2 separate regions of the Mus musculus genome follow, and region 2 is linked to region 1. A link is a contact called in ENCODE Hi-C or POLR2A ChIA-PET data. All regions are on one chromosome and are shown on one strand. The core of a region is the stretch at or near the end of the contact, and the rest is flanking DNA. Distances in the headings are between cores, read along the strand shown.

Evidence for each region. A loop is a pair of places that touch in the nucleus more often than their neighbours do. ChIA-PET counts read pairs that join two places held with the same protein, here RNA polymerase II (POLR2A).
Region 2: a map of left cerebral cortex shows a loop between it and region 1 (15-fold over the local background). The contact joins the promoter of Acot9 here to the promoter of Sat1 in region 1. A Hi-C loop is called at or near these places in 16 of 37 maps with a recorded cell type or tissue (Patski, T-helper 17 cell, T-helper 2 cell and 7 more). POLR2A ChIA-PET finds 5 or more read pairs at or near these places in 4 of 5 experiments (Patski and embryonic stem cell).

Annotation. Positions count from the first base shown.
Region 1 is chrX:155,214,966-155,218,292 of GRCm38, forward strand. Sat1 (spermidine/spermine N1-acetyl transferase 1) reads right to left here and starts at 1,484. Exons shown (of 6, transcript NM_009121.4): 1 at 1,138-1,484; 2 at 820-871; 3 at 636-719. The coding sequence starts at 1,203.
Region 2 is chrX:155,260,802-155,264,128 of GRCm38, forward strand. It overlaps Acot9 (acyl-CoA thioesterase 9), which reads left to right and starts at 1,642. Exons shown (of 15, transcript NM_019736.4): 1 at 1,642-1,873. The coding sequence starts at 1,854.

The DNA of each region.
Region 1 (3,327 bases), core at 234-2,733:
TCAATTCAATTTCAAATGGAGGCAAAGGTTGCAAATTAGAGGCAATGGTTGCAAATTAAATTTTCTAGCCATTTTGTATTTCTTTGCAGACAGACAGGAAGCGAAAATAAATTTCTGATCTACTGTGTTTTAAGTGTGCGATAATAGGACCTTACCTCATTTATCATGATCATCTACTTTATTGTGTAAAGGGTCTTTTAGTTACCTCCCCGCCCATCCATGTACACAGAAGGGCCATGTACATGGCGAAGCTAGAGACTGTAACCTGAAGATTGGGACAAATTAAAGAAAAAAATGTGATTTAACACAATTACAAAAAAAAAAAAAGTTAGGTTAGGGTCAAACAAAAACCATTTTATGAAACGGAATTACAACAAATGACATTATAACTAACTTTTCCGGGTTTCTACAGAACTTTGATACTTGCTCAAACAGCTCTCTCATAACCCGCCCTATTAGAAAGTACACTACACATATATTTTTTTTCCTCAGTCATTTGCACACTGGCTGGTTGTTATTTCCAGCCAGCTCCTCAGTAACCTCTGCCCGCGTAGTCACGGGTTCTGCCCAGTAGGCTCTACGGGTTTGATATAACATTAGTTCTCTCTGGCTTCTCGACAGGGATCAGGGGTTACCTTCAGGGGTCCAGTGCTCTTTAGGCACTTCTGCAACCAGGCAGTGGTAGAAGGGGTGTTCTCCAAAGCCATCCTCTTGGAGATCTGTAAGACAGGGGAGGCAGAGACAGTGAGAGTTGACCTTTGGAGGTGCCAGGAAACAGATATTACCCGCCCCTCCCCCTCCCCCGCCACGCCTTGTTACCTTTCTCAGTTAAAATGACTTGATCTTCCATGTATTCATATTTAGCCAGTTCCTGGGGACGACATATAAAGAAAAGGACAATGAAACTCCTGGCCAGCCTAGCCAGCTCACGGGAAGAGAAATGGGGCAGGCAGGGTAGAGCGGTGACTGAGTCCTGCCTGGCGCCGAACAGCCGAGCCTGACCCGGGCTGGGGTTGGCAGGCCAAGAAGGCGGAATTTACTGGCCTGGCTGCGTCTCAGAACTGCAGATGAGGATTTCCCCGGTCAACAGAGCCTCCCCTACCCTCTGCCCTAGGGAGAGCCCGGACTTTTACCTACCTTGATCAGTCGCAGGATGTCACTGCAGTCAGAGGCAGTGGCTGGACGGATCTTAAATTTAGCCATTTTCGTCTTTTGCTTTTCTTCCCTTTGCGCACCAGGCCCCTGTACTTGAACAGCAGGAGGAGGTGGTTCCTCATTCGTTTCCCGGGAGCGTCCTCTTCTCAGTCAGGCTGGCACCATGACCCGGCGAACCTCAGTATAAGACAGAAAACTGGCAAACTTACTTCGGGGAAACTGCGCAGCTAAGAAGTGGCAAGACGGTGCCTTTTAAGTCCGCAGAAGCTCCTCCCTGGACGGGGAGCCGGAGAGATCGCGACCAGTAAGGATGAAAGCCCGCCGAAGCACCGCCCTCTGTTCCAGACACTGCCCTCTTCCGGGCTCTCTCGTGACACCCATGGCGCAAACCCGGAGGGCGGGGTAGGGCGAGGCGCGCTGCTGCCTTTCTAGCCTCATGTCCTCTAGCGGCGCCTTGCGGATCCTTGCCGGAAGCATATGAATGCCAGCTTGTCCCCTGGTAACCTTCCTAAATAGAACATGTGGATTGCCTCTGTGACCCCGACATTGCCGAGAAAAGCAAACTCAGGAAGCCCAGCTTTAGGGTATGACAGAAAGATGAGAGCAGCAGCCATTCTCAAAGTGTCGTCTGGAGGCATAATTTCCTTTCCTCTCTAGTAATTTTCCACAGGCAGTTCATTGAGATGTGGTGATGTCACCATTTTCATGACTAAAGAAAGGTGTGGGTTTGAATCTTGTTTTAATTTTGAGACAGGGTCTCTCTATGTAGTCTTGACTATCCTGGAACTCACTATGTCACAACAGGCTGTCCTAGAATTCACAAATCACATAGATCTGCCTGCCTCAGTCTGCCCAGTGTTAGGATTAAACATGTTCACCACAGCCTGCTATTCTTGTATGTTCTAAGGTCAGTTCTTAGGATCCCTCGATTGCTTTCCTTCTAGCTTAGTGGTTCTCAACCTGTAGGTCACAACCCCTTTGGGGTCATATATCACATAGCCTGTATATCAGACATTTACATTACAATTCATAACAATATAACAGCAGCAAAATTACAGTTAAAAAGTAGAAACAAAATAATTTTATGGTTGAGAGTAATCCACAACATGAGAAACTGTATTAAATGGTTGCATTATAACGAAGGTTGAGAACCAGTGTTGCAATGGCTAAATTTAAAATGTTATCTTTCCTTCCTTCCTTCCTTCCTTCCTTCCTTCCTTCCTTCCTTCCTTCCATTTATGTATTTATTTTTTGAGACAAGATTTCTCTGAGTAGCCTTGTCTGTCTTGGAACTCTGTACACCAGGCTGGCCTGGAACTCAGAGATCCTCCTGCCTCTGCCCCCCACCACCTGGCAACATTTTCTTTCTTACTCCTCCCGCTTTCCTTCTTAAATATCTGTTCTTCCTTGTGGACTTTCCTTCTGAAGGAGAGAAACACTTGATAATTCGCTTTAATGATGTATGCCATCTTACATTATTGAAGAGTTGATTTCACTGCTTATAGATTTTGAGGTCTGGAAGTTTTCTTTCTACACACTTATATCTGACCGTCTCTCAGCTTTCTTTGCTATTGAAAGCTGTTGTTGTCCTTACTTGCTCCAGTCCATGCACTTCTTTTGTTTCCTTTAACTTTGTTTGTTTGTTTTCGAGACAGGGTTTCTCTGTGTAGCCCTGGCTCCTTTAACTTTTTATTTTGAAATAATTCTAAACCTACTGAACATGTCACGATATCATTACTCTAATGATTACAGGGATGTCTGGCTCTGTGTTGTTTTCTATCATTTTTTGTTGTTGTTGTTTTTGAGACACGGTTCCTCTGTATAGCCTTGGCTGTCCTGGAACTCACTCTGTAGACCAGGCTGGCCTTGAACTCAGAAATCTGCCTGCCTGTGCCTCCCGAGTGCTGGGATTAAAGGCGTGTGCCACCACGCCCGGAGTTTTCTATCATTTTTAAAGGTAAGAAAACTTGAGACCAACATGTTTGGGAACAGTTGGGTTTGCCTATTCCTGGTCATACCCAGTGGAACAAGTAAGTATTCATGTCTCTGGGGAGTGACCTTTCTTTTACTATGGGCTTTCCTGGACAGATCTGTTGAGTACCCTGCTACCATTGCCTTGCCTGGATTCCATAATCAGTCAGAAGAGGTTTTTTTTTTTTTTTTTCAATAATG
Region 2 (3,327 bases), core at 392-2,891, 46 kb after region 1:
ACTTTTCATTCATACTTCATGGGTGAACTGTAACATAGTATAACATTTAGCTAGTTCAATGTTCTACTTGTAGTGAAGACAGTGAAAATGCATTCGTTAATCTATCATTAGGCATTTTACATTTTTCATTATATGTGGAACACAAGTAAGAAAATGGTGAGTTGGCAGATCACTTGTGTAAGGACAGTGAATTTCATCATGGCATAATTGTTGCATGTTTTCTCCACAGTTACATGTTTTCTATCTGGCTTTGTGACTTACTTTGCCTTCTATCCATGCTTTCCAAACGGTGATACATCTTAAATGTCTTACAATGGCAACAAGAACAACGATGAGACATAGGGGTTGCTAAGACATTAAAAGAATAATACAACACATTTATTTTTATGTGTATTAGTCTTTGCTTGCTTGCATGTATGTATGTATGTATACTATGTGTATGGCCTGGTACCTGCAGAGGCCAGAGGAGGCCAACTGATCCTCCTGAAAGTGGTTGGAGCTGGCACATGGGTACTGGGAACGGAACCCTGCTCCCCTGCAAGAACAAGTGTGCTAACTAATCTTTCTAGCCTGGTTAAAGGACTAAGCTAGAGACACACATGAATGCTAGGTGGCTGATTTTAATAGGGCTTTCCTGACTTTAGAACTAATATTAGCTAAGTAGTGAGACATTTCTCACTTTAGATATTATCTTCAGTGGAGTCTATGGGGTTCATTGCTCAGGACTTATTTTCTAAGAAAATGCTTTGGAGTCTCATGAAGGGTCACTTAAGTAAACTTGTATAATTAGTAGATTGTGACTCAGCACCTGGCCATGTGTCTGAGTGAGGGAATTCCTCGGAGGTAAATTAGACCTTCTCATAATTGATGAGTCTAGGAATGTGCCATCATGCCTAATTCTGAAAACTTCCTTTCTTCTGTCCTTTTTCTCCTTTTTTGGAATTGGGACTTGAACCCAGGGACTCTGGCATGCTAGGCATACACACTCTGCCACTTAGCTCTATCCCTCAATCCTTTTTTTTTTTAACCTTTCATTTTGAGATTGGAGCGCAGTAAACTGCACAGGTTGGCCTAGAACTTTGTAATCAGGCAGGTCTTGAATTTGTGATCTCCCAGACTCAGCTTCCTGGGTTGCTTGGATAACAAGAATGGGCCTCCCTTGAAATTCTCTTCAACTTAATTTTTCTTACTAAGCTTCATCTTTTTAAAAACCAAAACGTCAAATAAAAACAGGGACACTATTTCTTACGGCCTAAACCTCACTTCAGCCCTGGTTGGCCTCTAAGTGGTAGCAATTCTCTTGCCTCAGTCTTCCTACTTCTGGGAAAATAAGCAGGGTACCCATATTTTGAAAAGCTGCTCATATGATGCCAAGGGCAAGAACTACAGACTGGGAGTAAAGGTTCAAGTGTCAAAAATAAAAGAGTTCTACCAAGGTGGAGGAACGAGGTGCTTTGCTGAGTGGTTCATTTACTTAACAATGGAGGGAAGAGCCCTGCTTATAAATAAGTCTCCGACCCCACCTAGCTGATTGAGTGGGAAATTCCATTGTCTCGGTCTCCAGTCTCCAGCTGCAGACCAATCAAATAGCAGGACCCGCCATTCTCTACGCAGAAGTCCCGCCCCCTGGCGGCACAGCCCTACCCCGGGCAGCGCAGCCCCGCCCTTCCTGCAGTGAGGCCCTCCCTATCCCGGGCCCTCTTGTGGCGTCACCTAGAAGGTGGGAACCAAGATTCAGTCCGGCGCGGTTGCCGGTGTTTGGAGGTGTCCTCACGCTCACGCTCTTCTGCTACCGGTTTGTCTCTACCCGGGAGGACCTTGGTTGTCCACCCGTGGGTAGGCAGTGGAGTGCCATGAAGCGGGCAGCGATACGGTAGGTGGCAGGGCGTGGAAGGGCGCTGCCCCGGAGTGCCCACGCCTTCCCCTTTGAGGCTCGGAGCCTAGCGGGGCGGAAGAAGCCGCGGGTGGGATGGGGGTGGTGGATATTTGGCTTGGGAGGAAAAGGCACCCAGTGCCAGACCCCGTCCTCCGGCCTACCCTGGAAAAATGCCACCACCCTACTTTAGCGACAGCTGACACTTTTAAAAGGGAAGACGTTGGGTGTTCCCTTGAAATTCCTATCCTTTTGCTCACCAGGGGTGTGGCTGGAATCTTGGTGTAGCCCCTTTTTTCAAAAGCCAGTACTTTCAGTTCTGCCTTGCCTTGCGAGCACTTTTCTCTTAAAAAAAAAAAAAACATTTTGGGGGTTAAGTGCATGACACACTTGGAATCTGTCTTAAGTATGTTATCATACTTGTAAAGACTGTAGAGACCATTTGGCTCTCTTAAGCTGATTCATCTGTTTGGTTTAATTTTATTTAGATCTATTTTTTATTATTTTATGTATGAACATTTCTCTTGCATGTGTGTCTGTGTCCCACATGCCTGCCTGGTGCTTGAGAAGGTGGTGAGCCTCCATCTGGGTGCTGGGAATCAGGTCTTTTTGCAACAAGTGCTCTTAACCACTGAGCCAACTCTCCAACCCCTTGTTTGTTAATTTACTCTTTTTTTTTTTTTTCTGAGACAGGGTTTCTCTGTGAATCTTTGGCTCTCCTGGAATTCACTGTATGTAGACCCAACTCATCTCAAAATCAGAGATCTGCCTGCCTCTGCCTCCCCAGTGCTGGGATTAAACACATATCAACATCCTGTTTGTTTTTGAGATAGAATTTACTGTGTAACCTTGGCTGGCCTAAAGTTGGCTATCTATATATATCGATATCTATCTCTTTCTTTATCTATATCATCAACCAGACTGGCCTCGAACTCACCATATATCTACCGTCCTATGCTTCTCCAGTGCTGGCCTGAAGAGCTTGAGCCACCACTTCCAGCTCTTATCTGTATATTTATTTATTGCTTTGAGATCTCTAGCCAAGAAACCAGGTAATACTAGCAGGCCTCGGACCCATGTCAAGTCTGTCAGGTTTCAACTTTTCTAGTGCTGGGATTTACAGATGTATTTTCTCGTGCCCAGTTTAGAACATGCCTTTGATAAGCAGCAAGGCCTTGTAATGAAAGTGCACCCTTGGACCACATAGGCCATTTTGGTAGATCTAATTTCCAACTGGCACAGTTAAGGAGCATGGTCTTTAGGCTGCCAGTCATGTCTGGCTGTCCCACAGTATGCAAGGTTTTTTTTTGTTGTTGTTTTTTTTGTTTTTGTTTTGTTTTGTTTTGTTTTGTTTTTTCCAGCTTGCCTGGTTCCAAGAGAATGGCACTTGCTTTGGATTCAGAAGCCATCCCACTATTGGTGAGCCTGACTTTGACATGGGTCTCACTAATTCT